2 separate regions of the Homo sapiens genome follow, and region 2 is linked to region 1. A link is a loop called in an ENCODE intact Hi-C map of the cell type or tissue named here. Cell type or tissue: K562. All regions are shown on one strand. Links, peaks and the distances in the headings refer to the core of each region. The heading gives the core; the rest is flanking DNA.

Evidence for each region. Peaks named below come from ENCODE experiments on the same cell type or tissue, not always from the same donor. Only the 100,000 strongest peaks of a DNase experiment are listed, where the experiment ranks them.
Region 2: a loop joins it to region 1, with 4 times the contacts of the local background. A loop is called at or near these places in 7 of 110 quality-filtered maps.

What each region holds. Positions count from the first base shown.
Region 1 is chr1:204,820,490-204,831,618 of GRCh38, reverse strand. NFASC (neurofascin) reads right to left here and starts at 2,967. Exons shown (of 30, transcript NM_001005388.3): 1 at 2,837-2,967. In K562, for the core only: a CTCF peak has its summit at 4,458 (motif pointing left); DNase peaks (open chromatin) are centred at 2,998 and 4,438; H3K27me3 peaks cover 2,296 bases.
Region 2 is chr1:204,957,111-204,968,239 of GRCh38, reverse strand. NFASC (neurofascin) reads right to left here. Exons shown (of 30, transcript NM_001005388.3): 8 at 10,414-10,584. Among named protein-coding and RNA genes, the nearest start is that of CNTN2, 81 kb to the left of the region's middle. In K562, for the core only: a CTCF peak has its summit at 6,233; no DNase peak of the experiment used is centred there; H3K27me3 peaks cover 3,738 bases.

The DNA of each region.
Region 1 (11,129 bases), core at 959-8,958:
TTCTCACACTCCAGCTCCTCCATGGTCTTGAAGATCTCAGGGTGCCTCTGGCCTCCAAAAAAGCCTGAGGGAGAAGAGTGGAGCCAGAGGTAGGAAACAAGTTGCAATATACTGATCAGAGCCTTGGCATCCTGTCTCTCACTCACCACAGAAATCAGACCCTCCTCTGGCCCACCCACCCCAGAAATGCAAAGCCAGAACCCCACCCCCAGCTCTCAGCCACCTCTTCAATGTGTGCCTTAAAAGAACCAGCCCTTGTGAGCGCAGCCAGTTCAGCCCACAGGGAGCTGGCTAGGTACAATTGGAAGGTCTTGCTCCAGCTCTCTGGGGAGCTGGCTTCTCCCTCCGTGTGCCTTGGTTTATTTCTCCGTACTCTTTCTGATGCCAAACAAGGGGGTGAGGGGTGAAATTCATTGCACAAAACTGGGAAATATGTACACTGTTATTAGAATCCCCCACTTCACCTGAGCTCCAGTCAAGCATTTCAACATCAGGACCTTAATCCAATCAGCTCTCAACAACGGCTGCAGGTAATGCTTTCTCCCTGTACCAGGAAAAGCTGGCAGCCCTTAGGCACTGATGCCAGGGAAAGCTTCCAGCCCCACCCCCTCTCACGCTGGAGAGGCGACGGAGAAGGGTGACAAAGCAAGGTGCAGCCAGTGCCCCCAGCAGCACATCCCCTTGCCAGGCACTGCCTGAGGCCCATTCAGAGTTTACTGCACAGGAGCTGAAGGAGTCCAGTCACTTGGATTCCTAAAGTGAAAGCCTTGCAGAGAAGGGACAGAGTCTGTCTGCAATTCGCTCTTAACGCCTCAATTTAAGCCTCTGGGTTTCGTCTAAGCCCCTAAGACAGGAATCGGGCTGCCATTCCCTGTTCCACAGTGGCAACCACAATTTCTGGGGCTAAGTGGGAGTGAGTCTCTTTCCTTACTGGCATAATTCTCTCTCTCTCTCTCTCTCTATACACACATCACACAACACACACACACATCACAACACACACACACATCACAACACACACACACATCACAACACACACAACACACCCCTTCAGTTGAATCCAAAGACAAGGGGAGAAATTACTCCCTCCGAAGTGCCAGCTCAGTCAAGACAAAAGGTGAAATGTATTAGCTGCGTAGCAGGCCCCCATCTCCTTCAATTCTTCCTGCAATGCAATTCCACCACATCCAATCATCCCCAAACCAGAAGGAGGATAGATCTCTGCCTGCCTTCCTCCACTGCCCCCACCTCACAGCTGGTATGGCCCCTATCCCCAGAGGCTTCCACTCTTCACACACATTTTCCCTGGGCTATTCTCCTATTGCTTTAAGTTCTGTGGGCTCTGAGGCTGGCTTTGGCTCCACACAAACAATTAAACTCCTGTCCAACCAGGTCTCAAAGCCCTGTGGCTTGCCCTTGCCTTGCTGGAGATTTGACTGAGGCCCAGCAGGGCCCAGCACATTTCCAAGGGTAGATGAGACGCACTAGGCCCTCATGCCAGGGACACAGGCAGGCAGAAAAGGGGTATTGTTGTCCTCTCCCCCACACTGAGGGATGAGGCATCTCTGCTCAACACACACACACACACACACACACACACACACACACACACCCCATGCCAAAATGCCAAGGAAGGAGTCAGGAGCAGAACCTGGCTCAGGACAGGATGGGGGCTGCCATGGGGACCAGATTCTAGGTGATTCAGCACTCTGCCCACTCTTGGCCCAGCCCATGGGCCACACTCATGACAGCTCCAGATGCCAAAGTGCTGACTTGGAGGCTGAAGCAGAATCTTTTCTAAAATCCAAAATTATCCAGCCCTCCAGCAGGGCTCCTCATCCAGGCCTTTACATCAGGGCTCAGGCCAAGCCCCAGGAGGAGTCTGCTCAGTCATTCCCCTGGACCCTGCCCCTTCCCCATCCTAGTTTCCCAATGCCTAGCACCCCCTCCCCCAATCCATCTAGGAAACAAACCTGAACAGCTAGAGGAGTAGAGTGGCTGCATGGCTGGAGAGGAACATAAGAGAGAGGCCTACTAACCCCCAGCATTCTTCCCCAAGCCACAAATAGGATCGAACATGCAGAAAGGGGTTATATTCCACAACCAAGATCCCCACCCAGGGAAGGGGGGTCCAGAGGCCACTGAGGGAGGGCTGGGTACAGGCTGTATGGCTCCACACAGCACCAGGAAGGGCAGCTAGGGAAGGTGACGGGTGTCAGGCCAGCTAACAGCCAAAGGGGGGAGAAGGCGGGGTTCTTGAGAGGGACTGTGATGCAGGAGGACACCAAGAGGCAGCTGGGAAGGGGCTGGGACAGGGCGTGCAAGGGGGAACCAGGGGAGGACAGAAACTGAGGGAGCAAATGGAGAGACAGGACACCAACTGGTAGGGGCATGAGATGGGGAAGAGAATAGGGGAGGCAAGAAGGGGCTGATGTGTGCGGTAGGAAATACAGGAGGCATGGGGTCATCCAAAGTGGGGTGTCGAGGTAAACAGAAGTACAAGGGCAGGCAGGGCTCACGGATGAGGCGGGGACAGAGAGGAAAGGGAAAGGGTTGAGGATGCGGGAAGGGGGAGGGGACGCGGCCAACGAGATAGAAAGGGTGTTGGGGTGGGCAGGGGGCTGGGAGCTGGACGGGGACGGGGTGGGCATACGAACAGAATCGGATGGATTCGGGGCAGGTGACAGTGTGGAGAGGGGAAGGGATGGGAATGTGGACGGAGGGGGAGGGGGCAGGTCAGGGGATGGAGACAGACGAGGGCGGGAACAAGGGGGTGTCGCTAGGTGGGTTTCCATGACTCTCTACCCCCATCTCTCCGGTGTTCGCGCTCGCCTACCTCCAAGGGCTCGGGCTCCGGCCCTGGGCGCTGTCCGAGCTGTCCGCTGCCGGCGCCGCCACTTCCCCCGCGTCCCCTGCAGCGCCTCTCGCCGCCAGCCGCCGCATTAGGGCAGAGACCAGCCCGTGCGCGTCCCCGGGCGGCCGGCGCGCCCCCGACACCCTGCGTGCGCGCCCCCGCGCCCCTCCCTTCGCGCTCCTAGCGGCCGCTGAGCGGGGACCAGGACAGAGGCGGAGGGAAGGATGCTCCGGACGCAGCCCCGCCTGGCGCGCTGGGGAGCGGTGCGCAGAGCCAGGGCCGGAAAAAAAAATCCTCCTTTCTCTTTTCACCTGAGGCCTCTTTGCGGGCTTGCCTGGAGAGTGATAACTAGTCTCCCCGTTTCCGTTCGCTGAGCACCTACTACGTGCAAAGCACACAGGAGGAAGTACCCTGAAGCCCCAACAGGATCGCTTGTTTGCACCTCCACCATAGACTGTGACTTTAGGGAGCAGGAAGTTGCCGGACAGCTTGTGTTCTCAGGGCCTAGCACAGAGACTTGTTTGTGGTAAACTCTCCAGCAACATTTGTTGATTGGCAAGTCGTTGGATCCTGATTCAGGGATGTGAGAGAGGTTGTGACTGCTATGAACAGTGCGGGGCTTTCTTTTAGAAATGGGAGATTTCCTCTGCCCTAGGGGGACTCAGGCCTCAGTCGTGGCTGGAGAACTATCTGACATGATAGCAAGACATTTATCTGTGGACATCAGTTTCCACAACTGAACCATGAAAAGTTGATTGGGTGGTCGCCCAAGGTCTCTTCTAGCTCTGACACGAAGACTGCATTAGGTTCTGTGCACAGGATCTGAGCTCAGAATTATCACCTGAAACAGTGGAAAGATCCCAGTTAGGGAATCATAGAATCTTTGTCTTGGAAGAGCACTTGGAAGCTTCTAGTTCAGCTCCTCATCCAAAACTACAGTCCCCTGCAGCATCCCTCTGTGGCCCCATTCAAGGGCTACTTTCTCTGTGCTCATAGCTCCTACCCTGGCACCACTGTCTTTTATTCTGGATGAGAACACCAAAGTTCAAGGAACCTGCCCAAGTAATAATTCAAAGCCCAGATGCATCTGACAGTGCCTAGTTAAAACTACTTTGCTATTTTAAGATGGGCCCTACAAGTTTTAGATTTCACCAATACTAGAATCTTCTAATATGGTCAAGTTGAAGGATCACAGGATTTGCCAAGAAAGTCCTGGCTTACCAGCAGGGTAAACTTGGGCAGTTCACTTAACCTCTCTAAGTCTTCTTTTTCCCATCTGTAAAATGGGCATAGAGTGAGCATCAATGAGATAAGGTACTGAACCAAACTGTTCTTTACAAATGTTAATTATTGTTCAGCCTTCCCTCCCCTTTCTTCATTACTTTTAAACAGCAAATACACGAAGGTCTAGAGAGATGGACCCCACACAGTGGTTTGGTGGTTGAAACTGAACTGGGACTCAAGTTTCATGGCCTTAGTATAAAGAAATTAAGTGTGGGCCTAAAGGGAGCATGGTGACCCCCAGAGGCCCTGAGGGTGAAGGTGTTTCCTTGGCCTCGGTGGTGTCCCAGAGCTGCAGGCAAGTCCTGATGGAGGGAGAGGCACCCCCTGCTGGTGATGGACTCTGGGGACTAAGAAGAGCCTACGCACCTTGCAGGCTGTTCTGCTGCTGTGTCAGGAACAGACTCACTCAGGACCGAGGGCAGAAAGTGGTTGCTCTTTTTCTTTCCTGACATTTATCTGGCCTTCCTGCTTCTTTTTCTTCCCTGGGTTTGCACCTCTAGTTCTGGCTGGAACCCTCAGCAAGCATGGACTTTCAACCCAGACCTGAAACCTCACTCACTGTGTCCTCTGTCATGGTGAATGGCAAGTCACAGGATTTTCACATTCCCTAGTGTTTCATTCCTCCCAATGAAATTCCATAAGCCCTGCCTCATCCTGGGCTCAGACCAAGAGAAAGCCCCAGGTATGAGTCTCGGGCACTTGAAGCCATCCTCTTCCACACTGGTCCCTAGGAAGTGTGGGGAAACTGGCAGATTCGTGCATCATTGGTGGAGGTTTAACTTGGTATGGCCTTTTTGGGAGAGCAATACAGCAGTACCATCAAGACTTTAATGACACCCTTGACCCATCAATGCCACCTCAAAGAATCCAGCCTGCAGAATCACTGGCCCAATCCACAAAGATGTGTATGCACAAGGATACTCAGTGCGGCTCAAGAGGACAATGATTACATCCATTGTAATAATCCATGCAATAGCACAGTTTTAAAAATTATAACAATGATAACACACACACATTTGTTTTTTAAAAAGCAAGTTAATAATGACATACAGGGAATAAAGGTATTATCCTTTTCTGGGGGAAAAGGGAAAGCAAATTGGGAGACAGGGTGGGAAGAAGAGGAAAGAGGGAATAATGCCCTGGGCTAGTTTAGAAGATAAGAGCAAAGGCCCTTAAGCTTACTAGGAAGGACCTAATTTTTGTTGAAGCCTTTCACATACTAGGCCTTTTGCATATATTATGTTACTCATTCCTCAGAAACCCCAGTGAGGTGGGGATCATTGTCCCCAATTTACTGATGAGGAAATAGATGCCCAGTGAGGTTAATAAGAGTACAGCATCACACAGATGGGGTGTGGTACAGTGTTAGCTTTGCCCCTAGAGAGATCTGACTTTTGTCCTTGGCTCCTGGGAGGTCATCTCTGAGTCCTTGGTTATCTCACCTGATAAGAGTATCTTTATCTACCTGGGGGTCTTGGGCAAAACCAGGTAGTCTATACTAACAATGATGGATGGTGGGGTCTTTGGGCATGCATCGGCTCAACCTCCAGAGGGGCTAGAAACTAAGGTCAACCACTTGGATGGTCAGCCATGACTACATGACTGAGCCCCAATAAAATCCCTGGACACTAAGGATTGGAAGAACTTCCCTGATTAGCAATATTTTGCATGCAGTGTCACACATTGTTCCTGGGAGACTTTAGCACTGTCCTCAGCTTCATCAAGAGAGAATAACTGCGATCTCTGCACATGCAACTCTCCTGGACTCTGCTTGACCTGTCTCTTCTTTTGGCTAATTCTAATCTGTATCCTTTTATTGTAATAAACCACCATTATGAGCCTATGAGCTCTCAGTTCTATGAGTCCTTCTAATAAATTACTGACCTAAGAGGGGTCTTGGGAATGCTTGAGCTTGCAATTGGTCAGAAGTAAGAATGGTCTCAGGGACTGCTTCCTAACTCTGTAGATGGTAAGTGGTGGAATTGGGAGTTGGACAAAGATCTTAGAGTCTCCAGGGTGTACCCTCTCCCACTGCACAACACTCCCTTACGCCGACCTATTGTATAACAAGTGCCAAAGGACAGAAACTCTGCCACTGATACAAAAGGGCTGGGCTCCCGGCTAAACCCCACCCTTAAGCCTGGAACTGTGGCCCTAAGTGGATATAGCTGACCCCACTTTTCCTCCCAAATGTTGCCTTTTTGGCCTGCCCTGCCCCTATCCCTTGCCCATAAAAGACTTTAGCTGGCAGAGAAACACAAGTGGCTGAGTGGCAAGGAGACAAGTGGCTGAGCAGTGAGCAGAGAAGCAACTGAACATCAGAGACTGTGGATAGACATGGCTAATTTCAGGCAGTGTGGCTTCAGAGAGGGGCCCAGATGGAGACAGCCAGGCTTCAGAGAAAGATTACCTTCCCATCCCCTTTCCAGGCTCCCTTTCCACTGAGAGCCAACCACCACTCAATAAAGTCTTCCACACTCATCACCTTTCAAACAGTTCATGTGACCTGATTCTTCCTGGACACTGGACAAGAACCCGGGTGCTGAGAGGGCAGGGGCTGCCACCCTGACCTTCCACTGAGCTGACTGACACTTGGCCATCTCTGGACAGCAGAGCTGAAAGAGCATCCATTGCAACACACTTGGATGCTGCTGCAGGGCCCACACAGAGCTTGCTCCCACCAGAGAGGAGTGACCGGCTAGTTCTAGCATTCGTTCACTCTGGTTCCCGCACTCACTCACACACTCCCTTCTGCCAGGAGTGGCCATCAGCAGGCTGAGTGAAATGAGCCACTCCAGTTCCTGCCCACAAAGGGGGTCAAGGGAACAATCCTGTGTCACTATCATGAGGAAGAACAAGAGCAGAGTGATAGTCATGCTGAGCTCTAGCAAAGCAGGTGGATGAGGATGCAGAAAAGCAAGCAGAGTAGCATGTTCAGAAGGAATGTAGAGGGGCAAATTTTAGAAAGTTCCAGGAATATAGGCCCCCCCCATAATGCAGGAGGGCAGGAAGACAGGTGCAGTGAAAGCCAATGGGAAAAACCACTAGGAATTTCCCATAGGTCCCCCAAGAAGCTACTAGACTCTTTGATCTCTTATCTCATCTCTCCCTCAGCATCTTCTAGTCTCTCCCTAGGCCAAGGGGGAAAGTTGCATCCCAATTTGCACACAGCATTAAGGGAAGGAGGGAGGGATCCAGGAACAGGGCTCTGGTCCTTCTCCCATTTGGCCAGTGCACACATGCTGGTGATCCAAAGCAGTGGCAGATGTGGAGACCCCATGCTGTCTGCAGGTCCTCATCACCCCCCAACACCTGTCACATTCTCAAGTGCCTAGAATTTTCTTCCCCCCATGCTGGGGAGTAGCCAAAGGAAAGGAAGCACTCAGCCCAACTCCAAGCTGGAGAGCATCTTTCCATCTGCTCTCTTACTTCCCGCTTTGAAATTAAAAAATAAAAATCTCCTTGGGAGTTGCCTCTTGCCCACCACTGCCAAGGGCCAGCCATAGAGCTCAGTTTATGAAGTCACTTGGAAATGTGCATGTGTTAGAGCTTTTACCTTCCAGATGCAGAGACCTCCCCAAGCTACATAGAATTAGTCTTCCACTGTACGTAGGTGAAATTCCATTCCTGGAATGGAATTTGAGAGATGGGGCAGTGAATGGGGAAGTTAGAGAGGAGGAGAGAGAAGCTTTGGAATAGCCATTAACCAGCCTTGACTCTAGGCCTGGGTATCAGACCTGTCCCTGCTCCAAGAGTGAGGGAGGCAAAGGGTGGAACTGCCCCACCGTCTGCTTTTATACAGAGCATGTTTCCACCTTTAAAGACTACCTTTGAATTTCACCTGCATAAATATATTAGAAAGAGTAGGATTTTTGGAGTCTTTCTCTACCATGATGAAAGGCCTTGTATTAGTCTGTTCTGTCATTGCTATAAAGAAATACCTGAGACTGGGTAATTTACAAAGAAAAGAGGTTTAGTTGGCTCATGGTTCTTCAGGTGGTATAGGAAGCATGGCAGTATCAGCTTCTGGGGAGGCCTCAGGGAATTTTACTGATGGCAGAAGGGCAGGCATCTTCACATGGCCAGAGCAGGAGGAAGAGAGGTGAAGGGGAGGTGCCACATACTTTTAAATAACCAGATCTCACTATCGCGATGACAGCACCAAGGAGGATGATGTTAAACCATGAGAAACCACTCTCATGATCTAATCCCCTCCCACCAGGCCCCACCTAAAACATTGAGGATTACAATTTGACATGAGATTTGGGTGGGAACACAGATCCAAACCATATCAGGCCTATACCTGTTTATTAACAATAGTAGTAAAATAAGCTATTTCTCTCTCTCTTACTTCTAATGAGCCAACCAGCAAGAAAAGCCCAACTGCAAACTCTCTCTATAAACATATGAAACCTTGTCTTTCTGGAGGACTTTGAGGACTGGTCTTCTAGGTGGGTTGCTTCATAATCCTGTCCCTAGACAGGGAAATATGGTCCCTCCCCAGGTGGGAACCCTGGAATTTAGAAAACCTTTATCAAAAGAGCTTTTCCTTTTGCAGTTGTCTTGCAAACGTATTTGTGTTAATAGTCTTGAGAGTGATTGTGCCCAGCTAACCACAAAGGCATTCATTTCATCTTAATCAAATGGTTAAAACATATTAAAAGCCTGGTGCGGTGGCGCATGCCTACAGTCCCAGCTACTTGAGAGGGTGAGGTGGGAGGATTGCTTGACCCCAGGTATTGGAGGCTTCATTGTGCAATGACCATTTTTGTGAATAGCTACTGCACTCCAGCCTGGGCAACACAGTGAGACATTCTGGTCCTTAAAAAAAAAAAAAAAAAAAAAAACCCAAAACAAAATATATTAAAACAATCTCTTTTCCGGAAAGCCCTTACTCACTTTGTCTTTGTGATGTACTCCTTTCTGAAGACTCAGCTTAAACATCTCTGGTGTGAAAAACAAAACAAAACAAAACAAAAAACTCTTCCTCTGCCAGACTCAGCCTCTCATCTGTGCAGCAGTGTACACAGTAAGGGCTTCCCTCATAGCACTTACTGCACTGCGTTTCCAACTGGAAGTTTCCTAGAACAGGGACCATCTTCCTCTCATTGTATCTACAGGGTCCAGCACTATACACTGCTCATAGCTGAAGCTATGGATGAGTGCATGATAAATAAAAGTATGAATAAAAGCAGAGCTGCTATGAATATAGACAGTGCTATCCAATGACAGTAGCCACTAGCCGCATGTGACTATTTAAATTTAACTAAAATTAAAAATTCAGCTCTTCAGTCACACTAACCACATTATAAGTGTACAAGAGCTGCATGTGCCTAGCGGCCACTGTATTAAATGACACAGATTAAAGAACATTGCTATAATTGCAGAAAGTTCTATTGAACAGCACTGGACTACATTATGATGGGCCCAGCTGAAGTTATGCAGTGCGTGACCTGCACAACTGTTCAGAGTGGGCCTGTATGAATGAAGGACCTCTCTGTGTGCAGTACTGTGACCGCTGCTGTGCTAGCTGCTGATCAAAGAATTACACAGACATTTATAGTCTAAGACAGGCATGAGAACATCTGAAAACACATTGTAAAGAATGGCCTCTCGATGAGTAAATATGGGTCAAATGAAGTAAACAGACTATGCGTAGGTATCATCAAATATAGAGAGAATGAACAGACCGAAGAAGGGAAATACAAAGAGGTTTGACGTCCTCACAGCCTAAAAACTAGTGTCTGTTTCCCTTCTTGAAATGGACATTACTTGGCTAGAATTATTTCCTGGAGAAATAAACATATTAGACAGAAATAACCATGCTGGCTATTGAAATATAGCCAAAGAAAATATTTGTCTTCACGTAGCAACCACAGAAGGTCTCCATCATGGCAACCACTGATTTTTCTGGATAAGGTAAGATTTATGATGGTCTTTCTGTTGTTTTCAATAAACCATGGAAATGTCCTATCCATTGCAACATTTCAGCCTCTAAATTGTCTTTCTGACACTGCTTCTTGCACATAGCAAATGTCTGAAAATCTTTTGTCACAGAAAGTGTCTCAGTTTTCTTTTTTTAAGCTATTACCTACCAGAAGTACCTCAGCTTTCTATCAGGAAAATGTGGTCCCTGTACCTTGAGGGTCTTTTTCACTTCCTGTGGGTTATTATTTTATTCTGTTAAAGAAACTGTTAAGTCCAAATGGTTAAGGATGTCTCCTGCACTGGGCCAGACCCACCCAGCTGGGGAAAAGGAAAGGAGACTTCGCCTTCACTTTGTAGCAAGTCAGGGGTACTGTGCTCCAGTCTCTAGACCCTAGACCCCAGACCCCAGACTCCTCTGTTTCTATCCTGTCCTGCCCCTGCCTCCACCCCCAACACAATTTCTGCTGGCTGGCAGGATCAGCAGGAGTAGGGCATGGAGCCAGGAGGTCGCAGCTGAGAACCCAGCCTGTGGGCCTGGCCACCCCCAATTAGTTTATCTTATTAATGCCAATTTATTAGCACAGAACCCCTGGGAAGTGGGCTGGAGGAGTTGTCTGTTTAAAATAAGCTTTTATATTTCAGGTCTGCAAACTGCACACCTGAGAGGCCAGGCCCGAGGTGGGTGGCCTTCCTGCCTCCCACCTCCTCTGGGTAGACCTGGGAGAGTGGATCTGACAGTGGCAGATGGGATGGTGTATGCTTCTAAATACAAGATTTGTCACAGTTTTACATGTAATTGTGCAGGCTTCCTTTTAAGGGTCCTCTACGACTTCATTAGCAACAAAGAATTACTCTATTAAGCTTTATAAATAACATAGCCTTAATAATTAAATCTTGTTCCTTCTCAGGGCCCCAAGTGGACTCACTCCTTCAGTTCTTAGGTGTTAGGAGCTGCAGTAAATGATATTTTCCTTATATTTCCTTAGGGACTTTCTGACTTGTAATAAGTCCTCATCATTCACCCCCTCATTGAAGCTGGGACTGAAATAAGTGGTGCCATATC
Region 2 (11,129 bases), core at 1,792-9,791, 140 kb before region 1:
GAGAGAACAAACTCCCATGAGCCTCCTTCCAGAAGGCAGACCCCACTAGGCCAACGCTGTCAGGCTAGAGAGAAGTGGCATCACCGCCCCTGCCGGATCCTCCCAGCTGAAACCATCCCAAGGACTTGGGCATCATTAAGTGAGGTGTGTTAGGAAGCCCAGGGCTCCTCAGCCCCACCTACATGAGAGAGAGGAGCTCTAGGTTCTGAAAGGATCTGCCTGGAGGAGCCCAGCTTCCCTCAGGTTCAGGGAATCTCCCCTTCCCTGGAACGGGGAGGGGCTGTCTGAGCAGTGCGAGATCTACTCCAGAGCAGCTTGTGTTGGGATCCCAGAGGCCACTGTGTGGCCCCCAGGGCAGGCCATCTCAGCAGCGGTCCTTCTCCCCAGGCAGGGATCTGGAAGCAGAGAAGGCATGTACTGGGTCCACAGGACAGACAACCTGCTCTTTAGGACCCTGAAAACAAGGTGCTGGGATGGAGTCACAAAGCCCGCACAATCAATCAGAAATGCAGGGAGAGTTATTAATGGCTTAGCAAAGACATGGAGAGAGTTAATGAACAGAGATGACAGGAAATCACTCCGGGGCCAAGACCATTCTGCCTCCTCACTAATGACTCGGGAAGACAGCTGGGGAGGAGAGTAGTAATTACATGTGAGCTGCTCGGGGAGGGGGTGGGAGAAAAGTGGCCGCCAAGTTGGAGGAGGTGATGATCTATAATGCAACTAGGCCGGAACAGTCATGGGTCTGAAATCAATGAGATTCATGCAGGTCTTGAAGGCCAGGTGGCTCACAGAGATTGGCATTTTCAGGATGGCTGTTTCCCTGTAGAAGGGTTGTGCCAGCATGGGCCCACCCATGACAGAGTGAATTCCACCTTCCCCGAGCCTCACCTCTTCCCCCAGAGCTCTTTGTATAGCTCTAGGGGAATGGGTAAGATGGAAGGGAAAAGAACGAGAATTTTCCATCCAGAAACCCCAAGGCAAAAGGGAAACTGGAGGAAGTACCCCCTGGCCAAGGTGTACGATCGTACATAGGAATGGCTAAAAACAAAAATAGAAGCTGAGCCCACCCATGGGTTTAATGGGGTCTTAGACTCAGCAGGACAAGGGAAAGGTGGAGGGGAGGCAGAGCTGCCAGGAGCTGGGAGGCCTCAGAGACACCTGGGGTGAGGATGAAGACACTTATCCAGGGTTTAATCGGTGCTGGTAGCGTGAGGAGAGAGTGCGGGGGAACTTTATCCAGATGTAACTGGTGCTTCCTAAAGGAGCTTGCTGGGTTTGCTGGGGCCTGGCTGCACCGGCGGGGCTCCTGTTCTGGGGCACTCAACTCTCTCCCTCGGCACTGGTGGAGTGCAATTCATAGAGTTTGCTTCTATTTTATCTTTTTGTCAAAAGAAGAAAGGATGAAACATATGCAGAGGGTAACGAGGCTGATGATACAATACACGGCATACAGCAAATGCTCAATGAAGGTTTATAAGGTGAATGGATTGGAGGGGAAGAAGAGAACAAAAAATAAGGCAGCAGTTTAACCCATATTATTTCTCTTTCTGTAGATGCCTCATCTGTCCCACCAGCACACACATTACAACAGTGACTACTGAAGGGGTTAATCCATTATGTGGTTAATTGGTTATCATCTATGTCTATAACTCTTGTAGCATCCAATTCTCAGCACCAAGGAAGCCTGACACCAACAGCTTCCTCCCACCCACCATCACGGAATCACCAAAACAACCAAGACACATGGGCACTATGAGGAAAGGAGATTCTAGGGCAGAAGGCTCTGTTGTCAGGTTGGTGAATCCGTCAAGAGCTGGGAACCCTGGGATTCTGTGGAAGAGGTAGGTCCCAGCTAAGTCGTCATACTCCTTCCACACTGGGAGGAAATCTGCAGAAACCAATCTGTGACCCTATGGACGTTTAATTTACACCATAACGCGCGACACCACCAGCACGCACAACCCAGCAAAGCAATAATGATGGGAAGGAGGAAAATTTAGCACAGAGTTCTGCTGTGGGTGCCTTGACACACTGTAGCTGTGACTATAAAGAGGTTACAGCAATATTGCATTTGTAGGATGTGGGCTAGCAACAATAGAATTATCCTAAAGAAGGAGAAGCTACTGGAAACAAGCCAAAGTTCAAAAAAAGAGAAGAGCATCCTAAAAGTTGGAGGTCATAATCAGGGCCACCATTCAGTGAACGTTTGCTAGGGACCATGCACTGTGCTGACAGCTCCATCCACACCACCATTTATGCTTAATCCTCACAGCAAACCTGGAGGGTTGTATCCCCATTTTCAGCAGAGGCAACTGAGGCTCAGTGAAGTCAACAGACTTGCCCAAGGTTCCAAGCTAGTTATGTTTTGGATTCTGTGCCATTTAGCACCAAAAACGTGTGCTTTCCACCCACTCTACATTGCCTCTCTGTCTAAAGATGGGCATCCCACTTGTTCCTACTTCTGACAGTCAGCTTCAGGAATATCTTTCTTATTCAAACCAAAGAAAATGCAAGGGCAAAAGAGGTAAAGGAGAAAGATATTTCTGTCTTAGTGAGCTGCTCTGGTGAAACTCTTCCACTATGTTTTACTATTCTCACTGTCTCAGCTAAGATCCCACCTCTCCTCAGTGGCTATTAAAAAAAACTCGGGCCCAAGGTGGAGAAAAAGAAGCTGAGGAGGGAATTCAGCAGCTCTAAAGGCACCTCAGTTGGATTCTTAAAGGCATGGAAAACTTGAAGAAGATTTGGGGGACATAATATCATTAAGGAATGAGATGGCTGGCCCTAAAGGAAAGGTTATGAAGAAATGCAGTCAATTGCAGCAGGAGGAACTCATATGAAAATCTAGGAAGGATACTAGAGCTGGTGGCTTTGAGAGCCACTGTTCTCAAAGAGGGTGCCTAATTTCCTTCCCTGGAGAAGTAGAGACAGGAAGACTCTAAGACAACAGTGATTACTAGATGAAACTCTAAATGGTGGCAGATGACTGTCTCATCTTATCATGGGACACCCTCTTTCATCATGGAGGCAGGGATCCCTGGAGAGTATTGGTTATTCGCCCTGATCTTCAGAGTGGGGTCTGACCTAATGCCTGATCAAACTCAGAGTCCATACGCTAAAGCTCATATCTGTGTGGATTCAGGAAGAGCTTCCCTCGCCAGCTCATTTGACTTCTTGCCCAGGGACAGTCAGTCCTCTCCTGCTCTCGTAAGCTGTGGCTCAGAGTGGGTCCATGGGTTTCTGGGGAAATATGGTCAGCTAGCAGACAACAGGAGATGACAATGCCTCAACCATGTTGGCCTTAAAGGTCCAACGATAAATGCCTCTTGATCATCTCTTTTGAGGAAACATCAAGACTCCTGACAACCTTAGTTGCCCCCCTCTGTCAAGTGCTATGTGTTAGCAGGACAAGAAAGTTCAATGAATCAGACGTATCTGAGGACCTCTACCAAAAACAGCTTTTAGGGGCATCTGTATCCCTCATCCAGACCACTTTGCTGCTTTCGATTCTCAGAACTGAGAACCAGAGACTCATGGGGCCAGATTCTTGGCATCTCATTCACCTCTCTTGCTCTAGGAATGGCTGACCAAACAACCCCAGAAGATAGGAAAAACTCTTTGTCTAGTAATATTTGATACCTTTCAGTACCAGGAAATTTCTCCTGTAAGTTTAACCCAAACCTCATATGCAGTAGTTGGAGCTTTTCTTCTTATGCAGTTCTCAGCACAGCTGAGGATTTGAACAGCTTTTGTTTCTCTGGTCTGCCCTACAATTTCTCCCTCTATGGTACTTTCTTCCTATAATTGCACCTGCTTTTTGCCCCTTGGCTTCTCTTTAAGTTCTGTCTGTCCTTCTTAATTTCAGAAGCATAGAAGAACTATCCAGGATACAGTCAACACTAAACCATTCCCTTTAAAACCAGTAATGGGTAACACTTGTTAAGTATCGAGAATGTGCCCAACACATACTAGGAACCATAAGCACATTCTCCTGTTTAATCTTCACAACAATCCTATGAGACAGGTAATACATCCATTTGGCAAATGAGAACATTAAAGTTCTGAGACACTAAATGACTTACTCAGCATCACTCAATGGTATGTCCCGGACCCTGGATTTAATTCAAGGCAGTCTACCTCAGAGCACACACTCTTAACCACTTGGTCTCCTCACCTGGCTGAATCCTAAGCGGCAAGTTACAATCTCAGACCAGATTCTCCTGCCACTCAGCAGGTCAGGGGGCACCTAGCAGTGTTCAGAGGATACCAATCCACTCTAGAAATCACTAAAACAAAATAGAAGTATGGGGTGGCCCTCCTGCTACAAAAGAGACGTGCCATATTTCAGAGCCAAACAGACAGATGCCCTGGGCACTTTTCATCAAGTCTCTCTGTCCAGATGCCTGCACTCCAGAAAGAAGTCATCCTCCTTCCTTCCATTTCCCTTTGATTTCTTGCTAGAAGCATCAGCCTAGTTGTCTTTTGTTCAAAATGTGTCTCCCTTTGACTTTATATCCTTTCCAGCAGCTTCATACTTGGGTCAGCTCCGTCCTACCCTGGATTGAGGACAAGGGGTCAATCTCCAGGTAAACTCTTGTAAGCTTTGCTTGTTTCATAGTCCTGGATGGATCTCATAAGTCCCACTCATTCTCTTGCAATAATAGTTTGATCAATGGTCACAAACTGGTTTAAGTGACTGGAATCACTCAAACTTATTCCATTGATAAAACAACTCTATGTGTACGTTCCCCTGTATGGCTTATCTTACATAAAGTGAGGAACTTAGACCAGATGGTCTCTAAGGGAACTTCTGGCTCTGATGCACTCAGGCTTACAGAATACTTCCTATAACAGATTACCTGGAATCCGATTTAGAACAAGGCCCATTCCATACCAGGGCTCTGGGGCTCTTAACACAATAGTAGTTGGCCCCATTATCTTGAAAACAAACAATGCTTAGAATCCAACAAAGGTCCCCTGATTCCTTGGGTAGTGAATCTCTTTGGCAGGATCTCAGTGTGGTTCTAGCTGCTTGGTGCCAAGTTAGAGCCTTTGCCTCTCTCCCTGGCTCGCGCTCCCTCATCCCATCCCCTTCTCCAGTCACTCATCATCCTTTGTATTAGCACATCACAGTGCAGACACTTCCTATCTGTTTCAGCCCACAGTGAGGTCCCTTGAGGACCTGCAGCCTCAGCTTCTGAGGCATAACTAATGATGGGGGCCAGCTGCCTCACCAGAGCCAGCAAATGATGGTGCCTCTGGCTGCTCAGGGAAAATAAGACATTCTTGAGCCATGGTGAGGGGTAACTCAGGTGTGGAAATAGCCAATTACCCTATTAATCAGACTGAGCAACCAGCTGTGTCATGAGTTAAAACCATGCCTCATTGTAATTGTTCCATGTCTCGCAAGTGTGGACTGGTGGGCATTTGATTTGCATATACTACCAAAGGAGGAGAGAGGCCTAGGTGAGAGGGTACGGTGGATGGTTTCACCTCATTTATACTCATCTTGAAAGAGAACTCAGAGCTGGACTCTTACTCCTATTGCCCAGATGGATTTTAAAGAGACACGGGACCTCACTGTGAAATGGTACTCCCGGTAACTAAGGTGAGATTACAAAGCAGGCAATTCCTATCTAGAGTTAACTGAACATACTAACAAGCTTTCTGTGTTCTTTCAACTACCAATAGGAACCAGACTTCCTGTTTTCTCTTCACTATGGAACTCACCTATTTTAAGATAGTCTCCCTTCATCCATTCTTGATTCCTAAGCTTCTACTTTTTCAGTAAAAGTTCCTGCTTTTCAAGAAGTTCTTTTGAAGTCCTACCCTGGTTTGAACAACTTGTTGAGAATTCAGCAACTTGAGGCATGCCTGTTAGAGGAGACCACACCACCAGGTGAGCCACCTCAAACCCCCACACTGCCTCCTGGCAGGCAGCCTTCTGGAGGTGTCACCTTGGCACCCTGGCTGGGCCAGCTGCCACCCAGCAGGAGTTAATGACGTGGTATCAGTCAAGTTAGGCAAACTGGGGTTAGCACAGGCAAGGTTACTCCCAAGGTTACCGCTGCGACTCACCACTGTACATGTCAGGGTGGTTTCTTAAGGACGAGTCATTATAAGGGTGGTCTGTAACAAACAAAAGAGGGTGAGCAAACAGGAGGCCACGGAGAAGTCACAGAGGCATAAACGGGGAGAGAAAACAAATGCAAAGCCAGAAAAACAACTGAGGAGGGCAGCAGTGGTCTTTTGCAAAGGAAAGACACGGCATATTTGGAAAGGCAATACGCTCAGTGAAGAACAAGCAACACAAAACAGCCCACAAAAGGAGAAAAAAAGGTTAAATCCTGCAAAAGAAGGCAATAATACAGTAATGGTTTTTTTAAAATTAAAGAAATTAGGTTTGAACTTTAATTAATTGGTCCTGCTATATTTTCAAACAAATGAGAGAAGGATTAGTGGTGTCCTGTAGCCATCTTTTGAACAACTCCTTCTTATCAAAATCCTCAGTTCCCAGGACTCTGGGTCAGGCTAGCTCTTGGAGCAGCTAAAGAGAAAGGAGTGTTAGTGAGCTCCGGGGAAGAGCAAAGTGCTGCCTGGGCAGAAGCTAAGCTGCAGGAGGTTGGTGGTAAATGGGAGGAGGTCATTGACCAAAAGAGTTGGGCCAAGGGGCCCTGGCCACACCCAGCAACATGTGTCACTGGAGTCTGCCCAGGTGGGCACCACTATGATCTTGGAGATGTCTCTGTTGGCAGAAAGCCCTCCTTGTGAGGATGCCGGGAGAGGTTCAGTGAGGTGGGGAGAACATCCCTGAGGTTCAGGCTTTAGAATTTAGAATTGGAGCTTGGGACAGGAGAAAGTGCAAGCTGTGAGTTCTACATTTCAGACTAGGAAAGTCCTCCTGAACGTTCTGGAGGTTCGAAGCTCTCTAGACTATGCAGGATTGAAGACATTCCTTATGGAGCAAGATCAGTGGCTTCAGTTCCAATGTTAGGTAATTCAAACTCGTGGGCATTTACTCCTTAATGAGAAAGACATTTCAGAAGAGGACACATCATCACGCCAGCGTCCTGAAGGAGCTTTTCCCTCTCTACCTCTGGTCCCTTCCAGCAACTGGGTTCAAATTGTGACAGTACTAAAAGGGGGTGGGGTATACAGCTGACTGGAAGCCAAGCAGATGGCCCTGAGGAGGCAAGAACATGGTCCAACTGCTCGAGGGACAACAGGGGCTCTGCCAAAACATTTGCATATTTGTCGACAGATCCAATCCCATTACAACTAGTTGCAAGAAGTATGAGAGTCCTTTTCTGGGACTGGCATTGCATTGCATCCCAAATCTGCTTGCCACCTGGTAGGAAGATTTTCATTATTCAGAACTCTCTCTTAAGATGGGGTTTGTTGTAAAGACCCAGCCTGTTTGGGAAGTCTGCTTGGGTCCATCTGGAGCTAAAGGCAGGAATAAATCCACAATGTAACGAAGAGATGGGGTGGCCCAAGGGCAGGTGGGGGCTGCAGCTGGGCTTGGGAGGCAACTCTGTTCCTCTCCTGGGGGTGGATGGTGGCACATACAGATGACAGGGCCCTTCCTTCATGCTCCCATATCACCAGGTGAAATGTAACCTATCTCTCTCCAGAGAAGTAGCCCACGCCCAGAACTGACCTCGTGGTTTGTGAATTCTGGAGCACATGTGAGAAATTCACGGAAACTTCTTTGACTGCTCCAAGAATGTCACTTAGACACTGGAGGAAGAAGGGGTGTGCCCTGGTGTCTGCCTTAGGGAGGACCCTCCTCGCTTACCACAGTTGCCTCTTATTGCATCAGGAGGCACCCAGCACCTGTTACAGCATAGGCAGAGTGGGACGGGCCCAGCTCTGTAGCCCAACTCCACTGCTTATCTTTGACTGCATCCCAGGTTTTAAAAATGATTTCAGATTACCCAGTATTTTGCATTACATACCATTGTCAACTTCCTTCAATGCAGGTAATAAAAATGGGACATGATGAGATTTATTTCTTCCCAAATGGGCAAACTGTGACAGGAGTGCCTGGTGAGAATAGGGCCTTTGAAGCTGCCCCTGCCTGACTGCTTTGCCTCCCACCCCAGACCTGGTTCTGAAGGTACAAGAGAAAGCCTGTGTCCTCTCCAGACAGGAAAGTAGAGAGAGCACCACTGTGCTATTTTAAGCAAGTGTGCCCAATTCTGGGCTGGCTCAGATGCCCAGAACTTGCTCCCAGCCAGAGCTGCCCCTGGGAGAACTCCAGGAAGCTGATGGGGCTCTGTTCCAATCACCTAGGGGGTCTCTCGCCATTCGGAGGAAAGAGTTTTCAGTGGAATAGAGGACCTAGAAATGAAGAATTAACAAACATCCCTTACTTCTTCTGGTAGAGAAGAGTGTTTCTGGAAAGTCCAAGTTCTACATGTTGTTTAAATCTCTAACTGCAGAGGAAGTTAGTTAATTCTACAGAGGAAGACTCTTCACCACCTCAGTCTCTTGGCCTCTGCTCTACTCTGTGTGACAGTGATGGGCTCTGCCCAGGATGACAGAAGGTCAACTGACTCAGTTCCAAAAGCAGCAGGCCGATTTCTAGCGTCGTCTGGGCAAGGAGAGAGGGGCCCTGGTGGTGATGCTGATGGCTGTCCAGGCTCAGCTCAGCGAGCATGTTATCTTGTTCTTGACATCCCTGCTCCTCCCCCTGCCAATGCTGTTAGTCCTGTCCTGGCTGCTGAGGCCACTCCGAGGTCCTGGGCAGACTACACTGTCCTTCCCAGCCCAGCCAGCTGGCAGGCAGTCACCCTGATGTGGACTGAGGAGACACTGCAGACAAACCAACTTTCTCCTCCAAGGGGTCTCCCTGGGCTTGGGTCAGGAATGAGAAAGTCAGGGACGGGGGAGCAACTGGAGTGAAGCCAGGTCACCCTGCCAGGAACTCGAGGGGCTTGCTGCAGGTGTCAGGCAACCTGCCGGCTACCACCTTTGGCAGCCCAGCACCAACACAGATCAGTGTGTGGGGACACTGCAAGGCAGGAGGCGATGATTAGAGGAGGGCAGAATGGAGTTCCAAGACAGAACAGAGAGATGGAAAAGAAGAAAGAAAAAGAAAGAGGGAGGAGAAATAAAGAAGGAAGTGAAAAAGAAAAAGGAAGAAAATGAAAAGGTGAAAGAAAAAAAAAAACATGAGAAGGGGAAGAGAAAAGGAAGCTGCTTCCTTTTGGATCCACCTCTGTGCCATGGTGGAAATGGAGCATGGGGCTGTGTTGGCTCTCAGGACCACCAGCCTCTGCCATCAGCAGGGATAGGGAGGAAGGAAGAGAACGATAATGGTCACACCCCCTACCTGTCCTGAATGAGAAGTGATCTCACCTGAACCTCTCCTGACCCACACCCACCCGGGGAGCCATTGTTCACCACCTCTGCAGGGGCTCCAGGAAGCCAGGGTCAGCCTATTTTTTCTGACCTTTGCAAACTGCCAGCACCCACATGGTGCTCTCTACTGGCCTCCCCAACAATCCTCACTGTCCAGAGCATCAGAAACAACACTCACAGCATGAGTCAGACTAAGGTCTGTTTTTTGGGGGGCTCCTTTATGGAAGGCGTGTTACAAATCCATGGTGTACATCAACATAGACAACTTCCAACGTCCTGAGTGGGCTGAGACTTTGCAGCAAAAGCTCTAGGCTGCCTCGTCCTTGCCAAGAAGAACATTTCTGACTAAGCTTCTCTCTCTCCTCAAGGGAGAGCCACCAACACTATAATGGGTCGGGAAATGCTGATTTGCTTTTGTACCAGCCAAACAGAATCAGGGAATAGAAACGAAAACAAATAAAACTCAAACATAAGCCTGCAACTTACAAACATAGCGATTCCATATGGTTCAGCATATACATATTACAGAATCAAATAAAATTTATTTTGGTGTCTCCACTAATTTTCATATTTTCTGCTATGGGTTTCTTATACAAATAAAGATAACCAAGCAATGAGAAGAAATAAAAGAAATAATCAAGCTGTGTCCGGAGAGGGGTTCTAGATGACCACTGGAAGCAGTGGTTCTCAAACTCTGGGGTGCACTTGAATTACCTGGAGGGCTCATAAAGAACAAAGAGGCTCAGGGCTGTTGAGGTACGATAGGCTGGTTCTGGGTACGCTGCCAGGTTCTAAGGTGATTCTGATTCCCACCAGAATTTGAGGAGGATTGACTTAGAGTAGGACCAAGTTTAACTCAAGGTTTCACAATCAAGAGAGATCGTTTAAGAGCAGCTGAAGTGGCTCAGGCACCATGAGCTGGAAGGATTTCTAGGTCAGCCTCAAGGACAAGTCTCCCCCTATAGACTCAGGTACCTAGGGCTGGGTGGGATCAGTGGGCTTCTTTCTTTGGCCCCCAGCCCCGGGACAGGGGCCTTCACTTACTGGTGAGGACCTTGAGGGTGAAAGGGTTCTTCTGCTGGATGGTGTGGGTGAAGTGGAAGCGGGCGTTACAACTGTAGTCGGTCTGCATGTCCTGCAGCATCACGTTGGAGAAGTATAGGTCTCCGTTATGGCCCTGAGAGACACGTTTGTCTTGGGTGATGGGCTCCATGGCTATAAGAAAGCAGAGGTACGGCAGCAGGTTAGTAGTAATAACAGTAATCATCACCACCGCAGTCCTGGCGACAGAACACTTTACAGAGGGTCAGGTGGCGACCAGGAGCTTGACATTACTTGGTCTAATCCTCTCAACTCTGAAGTATGGCTTATTCCCATTTTACAGATCAGAAAGCAGAGGATGTAATGTGTCCAGCATTGCAAAGGCAGAGAGGAGAGCAGGATTTTAGATGCAGACCTGCCTGCCCACCATGTCCATGTTCTATGACCACACTTTTCTCTTTCCTGTTCACGCCACAAAAGATCTCACCGGCTGTGGGACCAGCAGAAGGAACACAAACCTTCAGGTACTCCCCAAGGTTCAAATTCTCAAGCTAGCAGCGACAGCACTCAGAGGCCAGGGACCATGATCTGTTCATCTTATGCCCCAGCACCTGTCTTAGGACTCGGCATATAGGAGTCACTCAACAGTTTGCTGAATTAAATGAAATTGAACTTGGCTTTGCTGCATTTAACAAAAATGTAATCATCAATTATAATGT